Linked DNA regions of Homo sapiens: region 2 is linked to region 1. The links are chromatin loops, found by intact Hi-C in ENCODE. Cell type or tissue: B cell. All regions are shown on one strand. Each heading gives the region's core, and the rest is flanking DNA. Links, peaks and the distances in the headings are about the cores only.

The links. Peaks named below come from ENCODE experiments on the same cell type or tissue, not always from the same donor. Only the 100,000 strongest peaks of a DNase experiment are listed, where the experiment ranks them.
Region 2: a loop joins it to region 1, with 3 times the contacts of the local background. A loop is called at or near these places in 2 of 110 quality-filtered maps.

Annotation. Positions count from the first base shown.
Region 1 is chr5:158,505,191-158,517,097 of GRCh38, forward strand. No RefSeq gene overlaps it. Among named protein-coding and RNA genes, the nearest start is that of LINC02227, 100 kb to the left of the region's middle. In B cell, for the core only: no CTCF peak of the experiment used is centred there; DNase peaks (open chromatin) are centred at 6,431 and 8,401; H3K4me3 peaks cover 850 bases; H3K27ac peaks cover 1,636 bases.
Region 2 is chr5:158,590,760-158,602,666 of GRCh38, forward strand. No RefSeq gene overlaps it. Among named protein-coding and RNA genes, the nearest start is that of LINC02227, 190 kb to the left of the region's middle. RefSeq lists enhancers at 1-1,300, 791-1,419. In B cell, for the core only: no CTCF peak of the experiment used is centred there; DNase peaks (open chromatin) are centred at 7,392 and 8,562; H3K4me3 peaks cover 374 bases.

The sequences.
Region 1 (11,907 bases), core at 4,555-8,554:
GCCATGGTGAAAGGGGCAGGGGAGCTGATATTATATGGTGAGAGAGAGAACAAGAGAGAGAGAAAGGAGGTGCCATGCTCTTTTGAACAACTAGCTCTCATATTAACTAATAAAATGAGAACTCACTCTTTACCATAGGGACAGTATCTAAGCCATTCATGAGGGATCCTCTCCCATGACCCAAACACTTCCCATTAGTTTCCACCTCCAAAACTGGGGAAGAAATTTTAACATGAAATTTGGAGGGGACAAATATCAAAGCTGTATCACTGGGAGTGACCTAAGAACTGAACTTAAACAAAATTGAGGGATTTTATAAAGGAAAAACAAGTCAGCAGTTTTTTGGCAGTCAAAATCTGGAATGATAAACTGGAAAATAGAGGAGCTCAAATACAAGGGAAATTTGCTGAATTCCAGGAAGGCGTGAGAGACTGGGGCCTGGGAAAGAAAGGAAAAGTGAAAACTCCTGCTGTCTCGTGGGGATTATAGTGTGACCGATTGTATTAGTTTACCTGGGGCTTAGGGAGTTCCCAGAATGTGGGTCTTTTGGTTTTAACGCCAACAGAGTTCCAGGAAAACCGTCATGAATTGGTCACCCTAGGGACTTAGGAGAAAAAGATCTCATTAGAGGGAGGGGACTCTACAAAACGTACACAACCAATAACTTGCATAATATGTGAAGGTAAAGAACTCAATTCGAAATCTAGAAAGGTTAGCACTTTTAGAGTTGAAGAAATTGAGACCTCAAGGCTCCCAGTCAAAAGCCTAGGAGGGTCACATTTGAGGAACCAAAGATGGAATAAATCTTACTAAAACTTCAACCCAATCCAAACCCAACTAATCCCTTATAGGATTATAGGGATTTGTTTATCCCTGTGTCTGTCTAAAAAATGGAAAGGGGAACCCCTATTGGTAGGAAATACCATATGAAGACCTTATAGTTCTTATTCTAAATGTCCAGAATAGAATAAAAATTGCTAGACACAAAATAGGCAAAGAAACAGCAATAAAATCTAGGCAATAAAAATCTAGCAATAAAAAATAGGCAAAGAAACAGCAAGAAAAAAAATCTAGTAGAAACAGACCTGCAGATAATCCAGATATTGAAGTTTGCAAATGAGGAGTTTGAAATAACTATGGTTAATATGCTAAGGAAAATAGAGGTGAAAATTGACAAGATAGATTTAAGAGATGAAAATTTTTAGAATTTCAACCAAGAGTTGTAGTATATAAAGACAATCAAATGAACATTCTAGAACTTCAAATACAATTTTCAAACAGGACTATGGATGTAACAGAAGGCATAATTATTAAACTCAAAGACTGGCCAATGAATAATATCCACAAAGCACAAAGAGAAGAAAGAATGAAAGGAATAAAAGGGAGTATAAGGGTATAAGAGCCATATGAAAAACAATAAAAAGGTTTAATACCTATAGTTGGTGTTACACTAGGAAAAAGGATGGTGAGGCAGACACAAACATATAAATACATAATGGTCAAGAATTTTCCAAAATTTATGAAAGCCATTACACACAGATTCAAGAAGCTCAATGAATCTCTAGTAAGATTAAAAAATAAATTAAATAGGCACATCTTATTCAAGCAGTTAGAAAACAAAGAACAAGGAAAACAATCTTAAAAACAGCCAGAAGAAAAAGATACATTACCTTCAAAGAAGAAATAATTAGACTAACAACTAACTATTCGTTAGCAATTATTAAGGCCAGAAAACAATGGAATTATATCATTAAAGTGCTTATGGGAAAAAAATTACTAATCTATAATTCTGTACTCAGTAAAAATATTTTTCAAGAATTAATGTGAAATAAAGAACTTTTGGACAAACAAAATATGGGATAATTTATTACAAGCAAATAGACATTCTAAGAAATAATCTACAGGAAATTCTTCAGGCTGAAGGAAAATGAACCCAGGTGGAAGCAGGAAAAGATGAAGAATACCAGAAAGGATAAATAGATAGGAAAATATAAACAAATATTGCTGTTTAAGGAACAGTAATAGTGCTGTCTTGTACAGCCTATCACATAAGAGTGAAGAAAATATGTCAACAATAGCACAAAGGGTGGAGAGTAAAATAAAAGTGGTTAAACTCATAAGTGTCTTAAATAGACTGTTAAATTCAGGATTGCATACTGACGTATCTAGGGAAATTATTAAAAATAAAATACAAGAATGTACAGTTGAAACACTATTAAAGAACAAAATATTGAATAAAAGACATATGAGGCATCCAAAAGAATGCAGGAAAGCAGGAATAAGGAACAAAGAAATAAACAAAAAATAGATAACTAGAAAAGAGAAAGCCCCAGTGAGTATCAGTAAGTACAGTCAAGGTACATACCCTAGTAAGATTGTCAAGCTAACTTTTTGAAAAAGACCTAACTATATGTCATTTATAAGAGATAAAATTTGAATATAAGATGGTAGTTAAGTTGAAAGTAAAAGGATGAAATGAAGATGCATCACAAAATACAAACAAAGGAAAGTTGGAATGGCTATATGACTTAGTCCGTTTGTGATGCTATAATAAAATACCCGAGACTGGGTGATTCATAAAGAACAGAAATTTGTTATTTACAGTTCTGGAAGCTGGGAAGTTCAAGATCAAGCACCAGCATTTGGTACCTGGTAAGAGCCTCTTGCTACATCCTCCAAAGAGGCCAAATGCCATGTTCTCACATGGCAGAAGGGACAGAAGGGCATAAAAGAGAGAGTTTTCTCTGAAGCCTCTTTTTAAGGGCATTAATTTATTCATGAGAGTAGAGTCCTCACGAATTAATCATTTCCCAAAAAGTCTCAGCTCTTAATACCACCACAATGGGGATTTAGTTTAAACATGAATTTTGGGTTTCTGTTTGTTTGTTTTTTATTTTACTTTTTTTCGACTTTTAAAAAAATTGAAATAGAGTCTCACTTTGTTGTCCAGGCTGGAGTGCGGTGGCACAATCACAGCTCACTGGAGCCTTGACCTCCCGAGCTCAATCAATCCTCCCAAGTAGCTGGGATTACAGGCTCATGCTACCATGCTCAGCTAATTTTTTTTTCTTTTTTTTGTTGGTACAGACAGGGGTTTGCCATGCTGCCCAAACTCTTGGGCTCAAGTGATCCGCTGCCTCAGCCTCCCAAATTTTTCAACTTTTATTTTAGATTCAGGGGGTACATGTGCAGGTATGTTACCTGAGTATATTGTATGATGCTGAAATTTGGGGTATGAATGATCCCATCACTCAGGTACCGAGCATAGTAACCAATAGTTTTCAACCCTTTCTGCCCTTCTTCCCTCAGTGTAGTAGTCCCTGGTTTCTATTGTTGCCATCTTTATCAACATGAATTTTGGAGGGGACCCCCACATGCAAACCACAGAACTATATAGATAATGAACAAAATATCTTATTAGAATATAGTGATTATTCAATAAATTGTTAACTCAAATTGTTCTTAAGAGAATCTTATAAAAAATCTTAAAATCTAATGCTTTGGGATTCTATAATATTAACTTAGAGATGATTCTTAAATTTTTTTACTGTTTCTTTCAAGCTACCTTTCAGAATCTACCATAAAAACACCATGTTTTTTATTTCCTCAGGCAAATTTTTCAACAAATTATAAATATATTATATATATGTGTTTATATATAATATCTATTATATATGTATCTGAACATTTCAGATTGCATATATAACATAATATACATGTTATATATCTCAATTGAAATAAGAATATATTTGGACATTAAATATTTTCAATTTAAACTCCTTAAAATGTGCCCAGTGCACTTTAAGGAGAGTGTTGTGATGTACCAGCACATTTGAAATTCAGGCATTTGTGAAAACTTGGAATTTGGAGGTTTAATCCTTTAAATTGTTAAATCCTATGTCTGTGGGAATTGAAACTGTAAGGGAGTTTAGATCTCTGTAGGTATCCACTTATTTTGCAAGTGGCATATGTGCAGCCCACAAAGGGTAAGAAGGATAAAGCGTAGATCCTTGGCCTCCTGAATCATTGTCCAATATTCTTTTTACTTTGCTATCGTGAAGACCTTTCTTAAACACATTTAACAAGTGTTTTAAGAGCATTTACTATATGAAAGGCATTGAGCTGCTCATTGCATATACAATAAAGAAAGGCTCTGCCATCGATAGGTTTGCAGTCTAACAAAAAACATAAACCTCAAATTAAAAATGTATTATTTTATTAAACTTTTGATGAGTGCCACAGCATGTGATGTGTTCTTAGGAGAGTGGGATTCAGCCTGGTAGAGGCTTCATAGAAGGCATTCCTTCTGAAGGGGAATCAGAGTTAACCAGGAAATAAAGAGAAAGAAGAATATTTCAGGTGGAGAAGAGAAAGTTGGTGACCTGAGATGGGAAGGAGCTTGATGCTACAGGAGCTGATAGAAAGCCACTGTAGCTGGTGCCTGTGTGTTGGGGGACGGAGAGAGGGAGGGTGTCACAATGTGATCTGCAGCAAGACTAGATATTGAGGGGCCAGATTGTGAAAGATCTTATAGGGCTCACCTGCTAAGATTTTGGAAGTTGTTTGAGTATCACTAAAGAAAGGGAATAAAATGTTCAGATTTATATATATATGTGTGTGTGTGTGTGTATACATACACACACACATATATATTTACATATGAATATATATTTAAATATTTGTCAAGTTTATTTATCTATATTTATGTATATATTATTTATAAATATACTATTTAAATATTTAATATAAAAATATTGAAATATTTGTCATTTATACATAAATATATAAAAATTGGAACATTTCAGATTAATTTATATATAAAAATCAGAACATTTATATATGTAAAATATACTTATAAATATATAAATATATATTTCATGGAAGAAATAGTTATTAAAGGCTGGCAGAGTGATCTTCACACAGAGTGGAAGATGAAAGCTAAGAATATAATGTAAAACTCCAAAATGCAGCTTTTAATAAAGGAAAATATTAGAAATGTTTAGCATGTAGACAACAATCTAACCCACAGTGATAGTTTGCGAAGGTGTCAGTGTACTATGGGAACATGGAGGAGGTATTTAGGATTATATGAGTACTTTCCTTATCTTTTATTTGGTATAATTTTTAAGGCACCAATGTGTATAATTTGTAATAATTACCATCAAAAATAAATCGAGTAGATTTGATAAAGTGTCAAGTTGATTTGTATAAATATATAATCTGAAATATTCACATATATGAACATTTTTATAGATATGTAACCTGATTTTATACTTGTCTGTAAAATTTCATGAGGGCAGAGACAATATTTTTCTTGTTCAACATTGACTCCTCAAACTCTGGCACAGTGCCTGCATATAAACATTCAATAATTATTTGACAAAATAATGGATGATAAATGGATGGATGGATGTACAGATGGATGGATGGACAGATGGACGGATGGATGGATGGGCGGATGGATGGATGGGTGGATGGATAGATGGACGTATGGACGGATGGACGGATGAACGGACGGATAGATGGATGGATGGATGGATGGATGGATGGATGGATGGATGGATGGATGGATGGAAAGAATAATATGGAAAATGGGTTAGAGTAGGGTAAAGTAGAAGTAGGAGACCAGTTCAGAGGCAATGAATGCCCAGGGAAAGGTAATGGTGGCATGAAATAGGTGGTGCAGTGAAGATAAGGTGAATTATACAGATTTGAGAAATTCTAAAGAGGCAGACTTTACATAACCTGATAATGATTTCTAGTTTCTGTTATGAACACCTGGGTGGATGGAGGTGCCATTTATTTAACCTAGGAGGAGCAGGTATGGAGGGAGATCATAAAAGTCTCTCATTGACTTTTGTACTTCTCTGCAGAGAGTGAAGTGAACTCTCTAATCCCTCTTTGAAGCCTGAGGAGCTTACAGGGACAAAGTGTCATCATTGTGCTCAGTGGGAACATTGCCCTGGGCTGTAGATGAGAAGCAAAGGAGAACAATTTACAAATAAAATTGCAGTGTTATTTATTTATTTATTTATTTAAGTATAGGGTGACGGTCTTTGATATCAACTTGTTTACTTAACAAATTTGTCTTTTATTCTCATAAAGGACCATATTTCATGATTCTTAGATGAAAATATTTAACATCTCTGAAATTGGGATATGTCTTACAATTCACAATGCCTGCCTAAGACAAAGGTTTGCATGCAGGTAGCTTATTTGAGAATGGATTTCTAGGGCCAGGAGAGGGCAAGTGAACAAGAAGTGGGGAAAGGTAATGCAAGGTGATGTTATTGAATGGCCTAGCCTGTATGTGACTAGTAATTCACCCAGGACCTTCTGTGGAGAGTTTTATGAAATTTGGCTTAGAATCATCTGCTGTGAGGACATTGTCTACAGTTGGTTGTGGGTTGCTCCATGGAGCATGACCTCCCCACATCCTTAAGTTGCAGGTGTGTAAATGTCAAGGCTGCAGGCATTCTGCAGTGCAGTGTCAGAGAAATTCTGGGGCAGGAAGCAGTCAGAAGCAGGCCAAACACTACACAGAACTGTTGTAGGTGAAGTGGTGCACAAAGGATATGTGCAGTGTATGGTTTAACTGGCCATGCTTTTTCTTTCTTAATTCTACATACAATAATGGTATATCTTACATAACACCTTATATCTTATAGCTTCATAACACCTTAGATTTAATGGAGCAAAATGGACTGTTGACATTGCAAAGATGCATTTTGTTGAGATGAGATTTGAATAAGCAACATTAGTAAAACTAAATTAAGCCATTTTCCACAAGGCAGAGACTGCAATTCTTATTTCTTATTTCTCTTCACTGGAATTGTGTAGGTAAGTTTCCAAAACCAAGACTTTACCTCTACTATGGAAAATATTCTACCTGAAAATAACTAGTACAGTATTCCATCGTATACGCTGGTATAGGGGAGCATTTCTTTTCTTTAAAGAATTGAATCTTTATTTCAAATGAAATCTTTTTCAGAACTCTGTTACATAAAACAGATAAAAATGGAAATGCGCTGATTGAAGCAGAAATGGGGAGGGGGTGTTCCCAGGACCCCACAGCTCTGTTTTCTTATCTCCTGTGTAGGCTTCTCAGGCCTCTACATGGAGCCTTAGAGTTCCAACAATAGGGTTAAGAACATGTAATAGACAGGAGACTTGCTGCCTGCCCCCTGCCCCCAAGGCATTTACGTAGTGTCCATTCATTCTTGTTTTAAAAACAATTCTAACAAACTCAGTAATATGGTTTCCCAGCTTGTAACAGATTTAGAAGCAGTAATTTATATGGAATAAATAGCTATTAAAGGTTGGCGTCATGATCTTCACACAGAGTGGAAGCTGGAAGCTAAGAATATAACTGCAAAACTCCAAAGTGCAGCTTTTAAAAAAGGGTGGTATTCAGAAATATTTAGCATGTAGACAACAATTCGATCCACATCAGTAGTTTGCAAAGATGTCAGTGTACTATGGAACATGGAGGAAGTATTTAGGATTATATGAGTACTTCTCACATCTTTTATTTGGTATAATTTTTAAGGCATCAATGTGTATAATTTAGAATAATTATAAAAAATAAATCAAGTATATTTGATAAAGTATCATTTCAGTTACATGGAACATTTTTGTGAGTAGAATATTGTATTTCTCAAATTGTTGAATAAGCCATACATCCCTGTGTGTATCAGTATTCTTTTACCTCTAAGGGGTAGGAAATGCAAGTAAAACCTGTATATAGATGAAGAAAGTAGTTGAACATCAAGAAGCTTTAGCTAGGGTTTGATCCAGCAGCTTACTATGTTACCAAATACCTGATTTCTTTCTGCTTTCCATTTTCACTTTAGGCCTGGCCCCCTTCATGGCCACAGTATGACTTGTTGCTTTCTCATTCACATTCAGCAGGAATGGGGAGGAAGATAATGAGGAGAGAAAGGGGGAGAGAGAGAGAGAGAGAGAGAGGAGAGAAGTTGGTTCTCCTTCCTTAGTCATTAAGCAAAGATACTCTCTCTGATTGGACCAACATAGTTCATGTGTCCATCTCTGACACAATAACTGTACTATACTGTACTCTAGGGATGAGATTATATTAATCAATTTAGGCCAGTTAGGGCTTGACTATTAGCTGAAGATAGTGTTAATTCCCCCAGACCCCATAGTGATACACGTGGAGAAACAAATGTTCCTCCTGTTACCTGGGAGGGTAACAGACCATGTCCACAGCACTGTTTCTCAAGGTAAGTATTGATCAACTGGACTCTGAGCTCAGTGATATGAGGAATCATTTCTTTTTTTGTCTGTTGCTGTAGCCCCAGCATGAGCACAAGACCTATCATCAGAGGAGCCCAATCAATATTTATTTATTTATGAATGAACAATGGATTTTTTTTCTGTGCGGAGAAATACACAAATTTTTATTTCATTTTCGCACTTCTTGCTACTCCCTGGTTGCAGTTGTTGAGGAGCTATTTCTGGCTTGACAAGAAGCAGGAAGTATCAAGATCAGTCACTGAACAAAAAACATTTCCTCCTGAGGTTTTTAGCACTATTTCCAAAACAAAAGAGAATGAAATCAGTTGGAATAAGACAAGAAGAAGTCAATCATTTATTTCCCGTGCTATGAATGTTAAAAAGAAGAACGAGGAGGAGAAACAGGAGGGGAGGGAATAGAGAGAGGGACAGGGAGAAGAAAAAAAATGGAAAGGAAGAAAGAAAAGAAGAAAGGAAGGGAGAAAGGAAAGAACATCAGGAGAGAGGGAGAGAAGGAAGGGAGAAAGAGAAGGAGAGAGGGAGGGAGGGAGGAAGAACATATAACTAGAATCTAGCTCCAGTGCAAAGGTACTTGGAAATAGTGGTTAGCCTATGACATCATTTGCTGAATGATAGTTCAGTGTGTGTGTGTGTGTGTATTTTCTGATAAACGTCAAGCCTAATTTGAGGCTTTAACATTGACCAAACAGCTATGAGAATGTGGATAGCAAGTTATAAATCACCCAGCCATTTGGGTGTGGATAAAAGTTCCAAGCCAAATACCTGAGTGTCCACTTCATAACGGGTATAATAAGGCTATTTGAAAGCATGACCTAGATCCCAAGCTATACTTTTTTTTAAGAGAACTCTGTGACGTGTTTATATGCACATATTGGAATTGTATCCAAGGGGAAAAAAAACAATTGACTTTCTGACTTTGTAGTCTTTCACTGACTTTTAAGGTATTTCATGAAATGAAGTAATAACTTCAAGATCAAGGACATTTTCCTTTGGGTCTTCATCAATTATTTCACTTTCTCTTGGCAAGGGCCTCCACCCACTTCTTCCAAAGTATCAACCACTGGGCTGATGCTGCACTGGAAAAAATTACTGTCCCTCTCTCTCTCTCTCTCTCTTCCTTTCTGGATGCATGTTCATGCCATTAAATTGTTTTAATCACTTCAACTTTTACTATAGTTTGGCAATAGGTATGTCACTGAATTGTATGTTTCCAGTTTAATGCATTCAGAATGCATTCAAGTAGCTTCCAATGCACTTACTCATTGCTATTCAAATGAGATAACCATATTTCAAAAAACAGAGCTCAGAGAGAGGGATGAGGTGACTAATGGGTTATAGGGGAAAACCATCTATCAAGACACACTGGAGACTGGACAGATGGTGAAGAAATACCCCCAAGTCCATTTCCCCAGCCCTGGAAGGCCCACTGATTTTATTTCCAGCAAACACACACCTTGGCTAGCTTCCCCTCACAAGCTTCTGGCTAATTTTTCCTATATTAAGATCTTAGAGAAGTAGGAAACTTACCTGTTTCTCACACCGAAGTTCATGAAAAAGCCAACCCCATAAGGAGCCAATCTTAGGAGCCCTAAGCAAGTGCTGCCAGTTACAGAGACAGCAGTGGCACAGCACTCATACATAGTGCTGGTTTTTAATGAGTGTTAGTAGGACTAGGACAAAGTGGAGTTTGGGGCAAACATTCAAAGTAAATAAAGTTTGTTCTCTTCACCCTACTTCTATTACTCATCTTTTAGGTCTCCAGGGCATCTTGTAACTCCATGAATGCCCAAGTTTCAGTGCTGAACTTCTCTCTTTCTTTGAGAAATTAAGAAATTGACGCAGCTTCAGGCCGGACATAGTGGCTCAAGCCTGTAATCCCAGCAATTTGGGGGGCCGAGGCAAGCAGATCACCTGAGGTCAGGAGTTCAAGACCAGCCTGGCCAAAATGGTGAAACCCTATCTCTACTAAAAATACAAAAAAAATCACCTGGCATGGTGGCGCATGCCTATAGTCCCAGCTACTTGGGAGGTTAAGGCAGGAGAATCACTTGAGCACAGGAGGTGGAGTTGCAGTGAGCCGAGATCGTGCCACTACACTCCAGCCTGGGCAACAGAGCAAGACTCTGTCTTAAAAAAAAAAAAAAAGAAAGAAAAAAGAAAAAAGAAAAAGAGAAGACATTGACCCAGCTTCTGAACTTCCAAGCCCTTCTTTTATATCAAGTGACCAGGATGATACCAATTTCTTGAGAATGATGTTGGACTTACACTAGACGATATGCATAAAAAACCTTGTAGAACCAGGCACATGTTAGGTGTGTTTCCTCCTCCACATTCTTTCTACCTTGGCCTTTCTTACAAGTTCCAGGGAGCTAACAGTGAGCTTCAAGGCAGAAAAGACTACCCCGTGACCAGATGTCTGGGACCTGAAACTTTAAAGTAGCCTATCAGGCAATTTGGCAATTTTTGTCAAATCCTAAGTGTGAGTCATCCAAAACAATACCGTTTCTAGAAATTTACCCTAAAGAGACATTCACCTAAGTATACAAGATGTGCACAGAAGGATGAACATCACGTCATTGCTAATAATGACAAAGAATTGCAAACTACTGAAACAACTATCAAAAGGGTACTGGCTAAACATGGTATATCCATACAGTGAAATAGGATACAAGTATTTTTAAATGATGTGACAATTCTATTTTTATTGATATTAAAATTTGTTGATGTGATATTCTAAAATAAAAAGAGGTTTACAAATCAGCACGTGTAGAGTGATTTCACATATGAATCTGTTTATCTACAGCTATACTCATTCATACAGCTCTGCAAAATCAGATGGCTACAGAGAGATATCTGAAGAATGTTAAATAGGATTTTAACATTGTTTTATCTCAGAGTAGTGGGGTCTGAAGATATAGTCTACTTTTTTTCTTTTACTTTTCTATGAAAAGTTTTCTATGTGAAAACAATTTTAAACAATAGGCTTATGCCATATTTATCCCAAAACATTAAAACTATCTTTCGACCTGTCCCCTGAAACGCTGAGCATGGATATTTCTACCCCAACTTGTACCTCATCTGTTCTCCACTGCTTATGATTACTTAAGGAGCTGTTTATCTTTCCATGAGACTGAAACCTCCTCTAAAATAAGGGTTGTATCTTTACCCCAGTCCACAGTGCCACACACCATTGCACTAACAGAAACTCAGTGAATGATTTCCACTTTGAAGTCTAGACCTCTGGTGATGTGGAAGCTGTTCCAAATTCTGACGTTGCCTGGCAGTGAAGCCATGGGGAACACCTGAGATGGCTCGTGCTAAAACATAAGTAGCATGATCTTGGAGATTCCTATTTTTCCTAATCTCATTATTCTGAAACCTAACTTGTTCAATGCCTACAAAGCAAATGAAATCAGAGGACACATAGATCAGATTTATAGACTCTAAAATGCTGCAAGAATGTAATGTGAGATTAAAAATGGAAAACTCAGTGCCAACAAAAATAATAGCGACCCAAATCAATAATGATCCTAATAAAAAGAAAGACAATTCTAGTGGGCTCTAAATAACTTCCTATTGCCCTTTGTCTTTCCCTGCCCTCACCTCTGAGCCTTAATTCCTTGTGGACTT
Region 2 (11,907 bases), core at 5,259-9,258, 86 kb after region 1:
AAGCCCATCTGTCTGAAGCATAGATTGTATTCATTCTCTGTCCCTGCTGTATAAATTCTAGCCAAGTTTTCCTTCCCTCTCTAAAGGCCGATCATACCTTCCGACTGAAGGCCTTGGAGAACTTAAATGCAATTTCTATGCTGAAATTAAGCCAGGTGAAGGTTTCAACAATAACAACAACAAAACTGGTCCCTCTGGGTCTTCTCTCAAAACTGTTGGTATCACTACTTCTTTGGAAGCAGAGGTGATATTTCTTGACAGCCAAGACACTATATCTTACAGTTAGTTAGTCTTCTTTGAATGTATTTCTTTTTTTGTGGAGTGGAGCCTAGGGAGGGGGGTGGGGCTCAAATTCTTTAGTGAATGGAGTGTTAGAATAAACAGCTCTGCATGAATGCTGGGATAATGTTTTAAAGTGAGTACCAGCCAATGCAGTCAGGAGAAGCAGTTTTAACAGCAGGGCTGTTATTTTAACAATAGGTTACCAGATCCATTGGGCAATCTGACTAAAAGCCCATATTTATTTCCCTAATTTTATAAACATTTAATAGGTCCTTATTAAACACATCAGCCAGCATGATTTAATAACACAATCAGTCTAGAAGTTTAAGAAAATTGAAAACAGGATTTGAATGTAATGCAGCCACAATTACTGGAGATTATAGGGAATCATTCCCATATGTCTCCAGTGGAGAGCTGCTAATCTCTGTTTGCGTGGAGGTGATTTCCTTTGGAACCCTGCCCAGCCTTCAACAGCACTAGGGCTGAACAAATTAGATTTGAAAGTCCCCAATTTTATGACTAAGGTAATACACTCTGTGTATTTAGAGAAACACTGAGTTCCTATTTTCACTGGCTCTCAAACGCTGGACAGAGACCTTGATTTCATTTAGTTTGGCTCCACTTAGAATACGGTCATAGGTCTGAAGGGGTCAGCATATGTTTTTGTGTGACTTTCATAGGTATTCTAATTCCTCTCCACCCACAATGCTGAGGCGTTTGCATCATGGCTTGGTGACGACAGATCTCAGGAATGTGCTGCAATTAGACCTGGAAGACAGCCGGCTTCTAGGGGCCTGGGGACCCGCACCTTCCTCTAATAAACTTTTGCGCCTCCATCTCATTCCCCGTCCTCCGCTCATGGTACCCTCCGAGTGGCTTTTCTTATCCTGAGAGAATAGCAACCTGGGAAACTAGGCTTTGTTTTTCTCTTTCTTACGCAGCTTCTGGAAAAGGTGAACTCTGCAAAGAGACAGATTTTCTTGATTCTGGGTAAAGCAGCAAGGACCAGTAGGCTAAAGATGAAAGTCTTGGGGGCTGCAATATTAGGAACAAACCCAAAAGCAGCATTTCTATTAGTATTAGCCTGAAATAGTGCTGGATGGTTTCCACCTTGATGTTTGCCTCCCATCCTGCCTCTTATTTTTGTAGAATGAGTGAAATATAGTAACAATGACTCCCAATTCTTGAACATTTACTGTGTGCCAGCACATTACGATACTGCCAGCTTTAAGCTTCACAATAACCCAATAAGATCAGTATTATCAACCACACCTTATAGAAAAAGAAACAGATTCTGTTGACTTTGGAACCTTCCTGTGGTCTCAGCAAAGCAAAGATTCAAACTCAGAGGGCATTGACTTAGAAGTTCCTTTTATATATATATATATATATATACTTTAAGTTCTGACATACATGTGCAGAATATGCAGGTTTGTTACATAGATATACACGTGCCATGGTGGTTTGCTGCACACATCAAACTGCCATCGACACTCAGTATTCCTCCTAATGCTATCACTCCCCTAGCCCCCCACCCGCCTACAGGCCCTGGTGTGCAATGTTCCCCTCCCTGTGTCCATGCGTTCTTATTATTCGACTCCCACTTATAAGTGAGGACATGTGGTGTTTGGTTTTCTGTTCCTGTGTTAGTTTGCTGAGAATGATGGTTTCCAGCTTCATCCATGCCCCTGCAAAGGACATGAACTCATCCTTCTTATGGCTGCATAGTATTCCATGATGTATACGTGCCACATTTTCTTTATCCAGTCTATCATTCATGGGCATTTGGGTTGGTTCCAAGTCTTCGCTATTGTGAATAGTACTGCAATAAACATACGTTTGTGTGTGTCTTTATAAGAGAATGCTTTATAATCCTATCCTTAATCGCTATTTGGAGTGTGTTTCTTCCAATAATGGTAAAGATAATGAGATGACAACAATGCCTTATGTGTGCATGAAAAGGAAGTGTACCTTTTCCTAGACATCTTTCCACTCAATTCAAGAGTTCTAGTTAGTTTCTTCCTGGTAACTTCCCTTACTGTGGTGCTTTTGGCTTTTGAAGATCCAGAAGCAACAAGAGGAGGAAGAGGTAAAGGGCTAGTGGAAGAAATCTGGGTAATTCTGAAGAGAAATGTTGAGCAGCTTGCAGAGAATGAGAGAAAATGCGATTTTACAGCTCTTGAGTTAAAACTTATTTATGATTTACCATGTACCCGGCACTGTTCTAAGCACCTGTCTTGTATTTCCCTTCATTTCAATCCTCCCAACAATTGTGTGAGGTAGTTCCATCTTAAAGTAATCCTACTTTACCCACATTAAGTAACTTTTTTAAAGTGACCCAGCTAGTAAGTGGCACAACCAGGATTTATGCCCAGACATTCTGGGTCTAGTGCCAACCCTCACCACTGTGCTAAGACATTGTGTATCAACTAGTCCTTCGCTTGGAGAAATGCAAGGAGGGAACTCATGTTGCTTTCAGGTTAGTTTTTGCTTGCTGAACTATATATATTTGACCTTCACTGAGCCCCTTGCCTGAAGCCCTCAGCAGGTTTATCTAAGCAGGTGGGATTAAAACCTTTAATTTATTGAGTTGACTTTACAACCTAAGCCCACATCCTCCTCCCCACCGCATGCACCCACCACAATCATATGTGTTCAACTCACAGTCACAAACATCTCCATTAACATATATTAAGGTTATATGTGCTGAGATTTAAAACAAAATGGAACCACTTTGAACCCTTTAGGCAAACAAGAACACCAGAAATCTCCATTCACCCTCCATCCTCGCCAAAGATTTGATGGTTCCCCTAAGGGCAGAATATTTGAACACCCAGTCGTCAGTGTATACAGACTTTTGTTCATTTCTTTAACCTAGAGCAATCATTACTCAACTCTAGCATGTATAAGAATTTCTGTAGATCATTGGATGCACTAAACAAAAGGGTACCCACTGAGTGTGATGGGTAAAGACAACTCTGCCTCCCCTGCTGATGCCAGGTGAGAGCATCCAGGTGAGAGCAACAGGTGAGTTGAGTCAGTGACCCACAATGCTTTGAGGCTTTTGAAGTGCCTCAACCACCTCCTTCTCAGTTACACCAACTCTGCGAGGTCACCAGTCCAGTTCCTGGCCCCAGGAGGCATGTGAAAGTAAATTAAAATGGAGACCAGGACTGAAGAATCCCTGAGCAGACCAAGCCAGGTAGGCCTCATCAGTGAGTTTAACCCTCCTTGATTTGCAAGCATGAACAAAACTTAACTTGAGCTAGTTTTCTTGTAAATGCCTATATTAAAGAAAAATAGAACTTAAGCTCAACCAATCAGGAGCAGCCAAAACACTTATCATTATATAAGTAGGGGCCTTCCAGCAAGAGAGACCAAATAAGGCAGCCGTATGACTATAACCAATCAAATATTTGCTTTGCTTTACTTCCAATTTTATCCTATAAAAACCTCCCTCTCGTGTTCCTCTGGTGGAGCTTCCGAGCCACTTCCAATTTGGAACTACCAGATTCATGAATCACTGTTTGCACAACTCAACTCTTTCAAAATTTATTGTGCCTCAGTTTGCCTTTTTAGCAGGTGTCATATTTCAAGCTCCGTTTCATCGAGGGCCTCATCTGAAGTCAAAATGTGCTGGACTCTAAAGAGAGCCTCAAAACTGCCCTGAAATCCAGTTTTTTCACATAGAGTAGCATCTTTTGTCATCATCCAACTTTTACCATGAAAGGGTCAAATGGCTTCTAGAAGCCATTGAACACAGCAGCCTGATGATGTAACAACTTTTTAAAAGAAATTCAAATAAGTTCTGCTGAAATGTCTACAAAAAAATCCAACTAAATCAATATCAGATACGATTTTGTGCTTCTAAAAGACAATACCTTCTAGAATATCATCACATTCCATCACTAAATATTTTATTTAATCAAAGTTTGTTGGTGTAGACTTTCTGCCAAATCCTCAGGGTGAATTCTAATTACACAGTGTAGCCAGGTGTTTACAGAGCATGACCTTTTTAGAGACTGTCTGCCTGGCTTTGTAACCTTGCCCAGCCAACCACTAGCTTTGTGTCCATGGGCATGCTTACTTCATCTCTCTGTGCATCAGATTTCCCATCTCTAATATGGGGACAATGACGGAATCTGCCTCTTGGTGTTGTCGTGAGTATTAAATCAGTTAATCTATGCAAAGTACTTGGAACAGTGCCTGGCACACATGAAGAGTTCAATCAGTGTTATCTCCTATAGTATCAAATGGGAAAATGCCTTAGTCAAGATGAGAGTCATTGAACAAGATATAAGTTTGTCTTCACAATAAATAAAATCAATTCAGCGGTATGTAGTGGACCAAGGATGGAGTTTTAGAGTCAGACAAACCTGAGTTTGCATTCTGGCTCTGCCTCTTTCTATAACTGTCATCCATGTAACTGCTGGAGGCTTAATGAATGGCAACTGCATGAGGCAGCATGATAGTCAGATGTGTGAACTTCAGAGCCACTTCTGGATTCCAACCCTCTGTCACTTAATACCTATCTGATTATGGAAGAGACATTCACACTTTCTGTACCTCAGTTTCCTCCTCTGAAATAATGAAACAATAAAGCCTGTGGGAGTTGTAGTGAAGGTTAAATGAGATATGTGTATAGTTCCTGATAGGTAATCAACACTCAATAAACTGTAAAAATGCTGCTGTTAATCTTTTCCAAATCACATAGGTAGTGGTTACCTCCAAAGTCAGATCTCATGAGAGAGACAATTCTATTAAGTGTTCTAAAATACATGTAACATGCCAGGTGCGGTGGTTCATGCCTGTAATCCCAGCACTTTGGGAAGCTGAGGTGGGCGGATTACGAGGTCAGGAGATCGAGACCATCCTGGCTAATGTGGTGAAACCCCGTCTCTACTAAAAATATAAAAAATTAGCCACGCGTGGTGGTGGGTGCCTGTAGTCCCAGCTACACGGGAGGCTGAGGCAGGAGAATGGCCTCAGGAGAGTGAACCCGGGAGCTGGAGTTTGCAGTGAGCCAAGATCGCCCCACTGCACTCCAGCCTGGGCGACAGAGTGAGACTCCGTCTCAAAAAAAAAAAAAAAAAAAAAATACATGTAACATATAATGTACTATCTTAGCCATTTTTATATATACAGTTCAGTGGTATTAAGTCATTCCCATTATTGTGCAGGCCTCACAACCATCCACCTTTAGAACTTTTCATCTTGGAAAACTGAGACTGTCTACCCATTAAACAATAGCACCCCATGCCCCTTTCCCCAGCCACTGAAAGAAAAACCATTCTACTTTCTGTCTTTATCAATGTGTCTACTCTAGGTACCTTATATAGGTAGACTCATACAATATTGGGTTTTTGTGACTCACTTATTTCACTTAGCATGATATCCTCAAGGTTCATCCATGTTGCAGCATGCATCAGAATTTCTTTCCTCCTAAGGCTGAGTAATATTTTGTTGTATGTCTATACCACATTTTTTTAATCCATTCTTCTGTCAATGTACACTTGGGTTGCTTCTGTGTTTTAGCTATTGTGAGTAGTGTTGTTATAAAGATGAGTGTGTAAATATCTGTTCAAGGCCCTCATATCAATTATTTTGGGTATATACCCAGAAGTGGAATTGCTGGATCATATGGTAGCTCTACTTTTTATTTTTTGAGGACCTACCATACTGTTTTCCACAGCAGCTCCACCATTTTGCAATTCTGCTAACAGAGCACAAGGGGCCAATTTCTCTGCATCTTTGTCAACACTTGTTATTATCTGGAGTTTTTTTGATAGTAGTATCCTAAAGGGTGTGAGCTAATGTCTCATTATAGTTTTGATTTGCATTTCTCAAATGATTAACAATGTTTAGCTTTTTTTGTGCTTATTGGTCATTCATAAATCTTCTTTGGAGAAATGTCTATTCAAGTCCTTTGACCATTTTTTAGTTAGGTTGTTTATTCTTGTTGTTGCTGAGTTGTAGAGAAAGACATTTTTAAAGATACTCTCAGAGACTTATTTTATGAAAAATATTTTTTCTTTATTCCTCAGAAAAATAAAGGGAACATTCTTACTGGAGAGAAAAATAGGAACTATAAGGTTATTTTGTGATAAGGTACATATAAAATGCCCCTTTCCCTAGGAATGGCTTACACAGAGGCCTCAGGTAAGGGACTGCAGGGAAGGCCTGCACCTCTTCCAGCCTAGCTCCAGCCCCAGCCCCAGTACCCTGTGCCTGTAGGGCAGACACAAGCACTTCTGCCTTTTGGGGCCTGGCATATTAGGGTGTCCACTTAGGCCCCATTAAAAATGGCCACCCTAAAGTGAAAAAAGCCAGTGTCTTTGTTCATTTTTGTGCTTCTGTAATAAAATACCACAGACAGGGTAGGTTATACACAATAGAAATTTATTTCTCACAGTTCTGGAGGCTGTGAAGTCCAAGAACAACGCCCTGGCAAGTCATGTCTGGTGAAGGCTGCCCTCTGCTTCAAGATGGCACCTTGGATATTGTGTCCACACATGGCAGAAAGTGGAAGGGCAAAAAGGGCCTAGTCTAGTTCCCTCCAGCCCTTTTATTAATATAAGGCACTAATCCATTCATAAGGGCAGAGCCCTCAAGACTTAGTCACTTCCCAAAAGGGCTTACCTCTTAATGGGGATTAAGTTTCAAAAAGAATTTTGGAGAGGACACATTCAAACCATAGCAGCAAGTCTCAGAAGGACAAATACTACATGATTCCACTTATATGAGGTATCTGAAATAGTCAAATTCATAAGAACAGAGAGAAGAATGGTGGTTGCCAGGGGCTGGAGGAGAGGACAACGTAGAGCTGCTGTTCAATGGGTATAAGGTTCCAGTTACGCAAGATGAATACCTTCTAGAGATCTGCTGTACAACATTGTCCCTATAGTTAACAATACTATGCTGTGCACTTAAAATCGTGTTCAGAGGGTAGATCTCATGTTAAGTATTCTCACCATAATAGTAATAACAATAACATGGTTACCACTGGGGATTCTGGTACCTGGAATGGCAGCTGGCTTCTGGATGACTTCAGTGGAAAACCATGCTTCACGAGTTACTGGACACTGCTTTCTGAGCCTCCTTCCCCAGGCCACACCCACTCTACAGCTTGAAACACTAATACTTCCTTTTTTTTTTTTTTTTTTTTTTTTTTGAGACGGTGGCCCAGGCTGGAGTGCAGTGGCGCGATCTCGGCTCACTGCAAGCTCTGCCTCCTGGGTTCACACCCTTCTCCTGCCTCAGCCTCCAGAATAGCTGGGACTACAGGCAGCCGCCACCACGCCTGGCTAATTTTTGTATTTTTAGTAAAGATGGGGTTTCACCGTGTTAGCCAGGATGGTCTCGATCTCCTGACCTCGTGATCTGCCCGCCTCAGCCTCCCAAAGTGCTGGGGATTACAGGCGTGAGCCACTGCACCTGGCCTAAAGCACTAATACTTCTCATAACATCCTATCACCTGAGAGAGTGAGCCCTGACACCCTCCCCTCTGAGTGTCCCCAGCTAACTCTTCAGTGAAGACTGAGCTGCATCTCCAAATGCCACACTAAAATCCTGATTTGCCTGCCCAGTTCATCTCTGGGGTGAGAGACCAGGAGAAACAGAAGACGGTTTTTACTAGAACCTAAAAACCTCAGTTCCTTGGGCACTCTTGCTGCCTGTACCAGTGTCCCAAAACCCAGCGCCTCCCTGGCACCATCTCCAGCCTCCATCCTTGTGGAATGGTGGGATCTTCCTGCTTTGCCTTACCAGGTGGGTAACACTGAATTCCCTGCCTTTGGCCTTTTTCACTTAACATTATTTAATTCCACTTTTACCCACAGCCTTCAGCCCTTAATTTAATATGCATTTACTCAACCACAGTCTGGGTGAACTTGCTAGGAAACAGAAAGGAAGGTCAAAATGTGAAGGGATGTGATGGATAAAAACCAATGGATAACTTTGATGAGGATGTGAGGCTGGGGGCCATCAAATGTTTAGCAGGAACCTGTGAAAATAACATTTCTGTGGTAATTCCTCCTAATATGCAGTGAACTGAGAACATTTCAGACATTTTATTTTCATGTCTTCTCTAATAATTGAAAAAATTTTAAAAAGCAAAATATCAGGGTCAAAATATTTCAGAGAGGTATTTTTTTTCACTTCTAGTTTGAAAGTAAATTGTTACTTTCTAAGCAAGCAAACAAAAAGGGCTTTTATGCATATCTGATTAGCTCATTTCCTTTGATTTTGGCGAGTGATGTCATTTGGGCCCAGCTGTTGGTATGCTGCAAATGATTTCCCTTCCTCATGTTTCAGCAAGTCATTTCTGCCCCTAATGGAATTACTTTGACTGGAACCCAGCATTTTTCATGGTTCACCTCTCCTATCAGCTGATACCCAGGACTCCTCTGGAAAAAATGAGGAAAGGCTACAAAGGCATTTAAATGCCTAGCAAACAATAACTTCACGTAGACTCTTATCAAGCAGTTGTCTTTTTGAAATCTGTTTGTGTCCAATGCCTTAGCTCCTCAATTCATCCAGTAAAATAACAGTGAGAGTCTGAAGTAGATGAAGGGTCTAAATTAAAGGGCCCTGCATTTTCAGAAGCAGGCCTGGCTTGCCCCTTTCTGCCTCATGTGCTTACAGCAGAGCTGACGTATTAACCCAACAGGGAAGGTAACGGAGCCATAGAAAGAACGGGGTAGCACACAGGAGCGGTGGCTTTCAAATTCTTCAGACTCAAGTCCACATTTGAGTGCCACGCCTTGCTAGCTAAGTTTCTGGGCGTCTTTATACCCCAGTTTCTTACCGGTAAAAAGAAGCTACTAAAAGTAAGCACAGATAGTGGGAGAGGCTGTGAATATGTGGGAACCAGGGGTTTATGAGGAACCTCTGCACATTTGCTCAGTTTTTCTGTGAACCTAAAGTTGCTCTAAAAAAATCATAAAATCTACCTTTTAAAAAAAAGCAACAGGACAGAGGGTTGCTGTGAAAACTGGCCCTTAAAGTACTTAGAACTCTACGTAGCACAGTCATCATTATGTGCTGCTTCTAAACTGGTTATTAGATGTTCGGGCACGGGGTTATCTGCTAGATCAATGCTTTTCAGCCTATGTACTCTTGACATTTGGGCCATTTAATTTTGTTGGGAATAGGGATGTCTTGTGAACTATAGGATGCTTAGCAGTATCCTAGCATCCCTGGTCTCTCTACTCACTAGATGCCAGTAGCAACTTCAATTCCCTCCCAACCAGTAGTGAAAACTAAAGACATCTCCAGACATTGCCAAATGTCTCCTGAGGGGTATAATTGCCCTTGGTTGACAATAACTATGCTAGGTTAAAAGAAAAACAATAATCAGTGCATTCAACGGCTCCACTGAATAGAAACACTTCATGGTCCCGGTGAAACTCTCTTTTTGAGAATTTTGCTTACTTGTTTCTCTAATTGTCAAGCGCTGCTTTCATCTGTTCAGACTGATCTCACAGCACACCTGGCTCACCTTAGCCCTGCCCCTGTTCTCCCACAGCTGGATGCACTGCCTTCCCTCTTCTGCTCTCTTCCTGTCTGAACACTTCCTAGCTTCGGCCTCCACCTCCTTCATTACTTCTTGAATACTTGAAGCCTTCGGAAGTCATCCTGTCTTCCCAGATTCTTAGTCTGCCACTCCATCTAGCAACTCATTTTACCTTGGCCCTGAGAGGATTGCCTGAGAGACTAGAGGTTTTAGAGCAGGAAAAGATGATACAAATCACGTAACCCAGCAGCCTCTAGGAGCAGATGAGGACGTTTGGATGTGGGAAGGCTACAGAACTTGTGTAAGGTCACAGTGCTGGTGATGTGGAGCTGGAATTATGACCTCTGCTTGGCAGCCGTCCCCCTGGAGTGGATGCTCCTGGGAGTTGGTCCCTGTGTCCAGCCTCTGTCTTCATACACAAATTATGTTTAGACAGGTTGGCCCATGCAGACTTATCAGTGGTTCAGAGATATCCAAAAGCTTTGTTCCTCTCATGGTGCTGAGTCTAAGAGATTTATCTTTCTTGCATCCCCTGCTTACACTAAACTTCCATTTAAGCTTAATAGCCAGAGAAGTGACTGTAAGCAGTTCTCCAACCTGAGCTTGCATTAGAATCACCTGGAGGGCTTTTTGAACCATAGAGAGCTGGGCTCCACCCCTGGAGTTTCTGATTCTGTGAAGGTGGGGTGGGTCTGGGACTTTGCATTCCCAGGTGATGCTGATATTGCTAACCCTGAGATCTTATTGGGAGAGCCTGAGAGAGAGTGGTTAAGAACCTGGACTTCACAACTGAACAACCCTGAGTTTCAGCTCCTGTTTCACCACCTTGGGCAAGTGACTCAACCTCGGTAAGCCTCAATTTTCTCATCTTTACATAAAGATAATCATTAGAAGTGCTCATTACGATGTGTTGTTACATATAACATCTTCAATTTTTGGCATTTACCAACTCGCAGCATGGGTCCTGACCAGAGGAGTAAAAAGAGGTCAATTTCCTTCTTTTTTTTTTTTAAGCTAGTGGCTTAAGAGGAAATAGAAAGTGAGGCTCAGTTTAATTTGGTATGGGACTCTGCAAAAACCATTTTACATATTAGCCAATTCTGTAAAATGGACCAAATGGCTCTTCTCCACTTCCCCCGATGTCCCCCGGACCTGTTGGTCAGGTAAGAGGATAGTAATGAGTACTCTGAAAAGAATTAATTAATAATATGACACTGCTATAAAAGTTCATTCCTGACTTGCCTCTTTCAGCAATAGTCCTCTGGAAGATGAGTTCTTCTCTTGCCTTTGTTTCTTTCCAAACCTGCGTAGCTTACCTTCCAGACGGGCACTTTCCTCCTCACTATAGCCCAAGTGAGTATCTCCCTTTTCTGATGAATCTCTATTGCCTAATTCCTACTTAACTATAAACAGCTTGCTTTGAAACTTACCTGCCTAATGAGTACTGTCTCCATGTCTCTTCTCTCCGATTAAACATTCTTTGAGGAAATGAACTATGCTTTCCATTTCTTTTGAATTACCCCTGAGTGCCTGGCATCATTCTATGAACAGTCAATAGACGAATGTTGATTAAATGTATATTGCCTAGTTTTCATAGAATGTCAAAGCTTTAAACAGGACATGGGAAAATAATTTCCTGTGTCTTCATATTTAAGATGTAGCTCTCTTCATCTTTTAGGTCATTCGTGCTTGTGTACAACGGGTTGGTCACGTCAGACTCCTAACAGCTCAAGCTGACTGCCTAGAGAAGGGTAACTCCCAGGGTCAATCTATTTGCAACACTTCCCTCTGATATTAACAAAACTATTTTTGGGGAGATCACAACCTTAGGAAAATGAAATATGTCTGGCTTTTCATTGTCATATCACTTTGTGACCAAAATTGTAAAAGCATTATGCTGAGCGGGTTACCCAGACTTCTCGAGTTAAATGGACGAACATTAAACTCCTAAAATAATGAAACCCCCGGAGTAATGGGAAGTGAAGCGGAAAAGAGGGAGCTGAGAGGGCTTCTAGTCCTATTTGTGTCCTACTAAAGTGTAGCCATAAAATATAATGGGCCAGTCGGGGTACATGTGGTTTAACTTGTATTCCCTCTCCTTTCCCAAACAT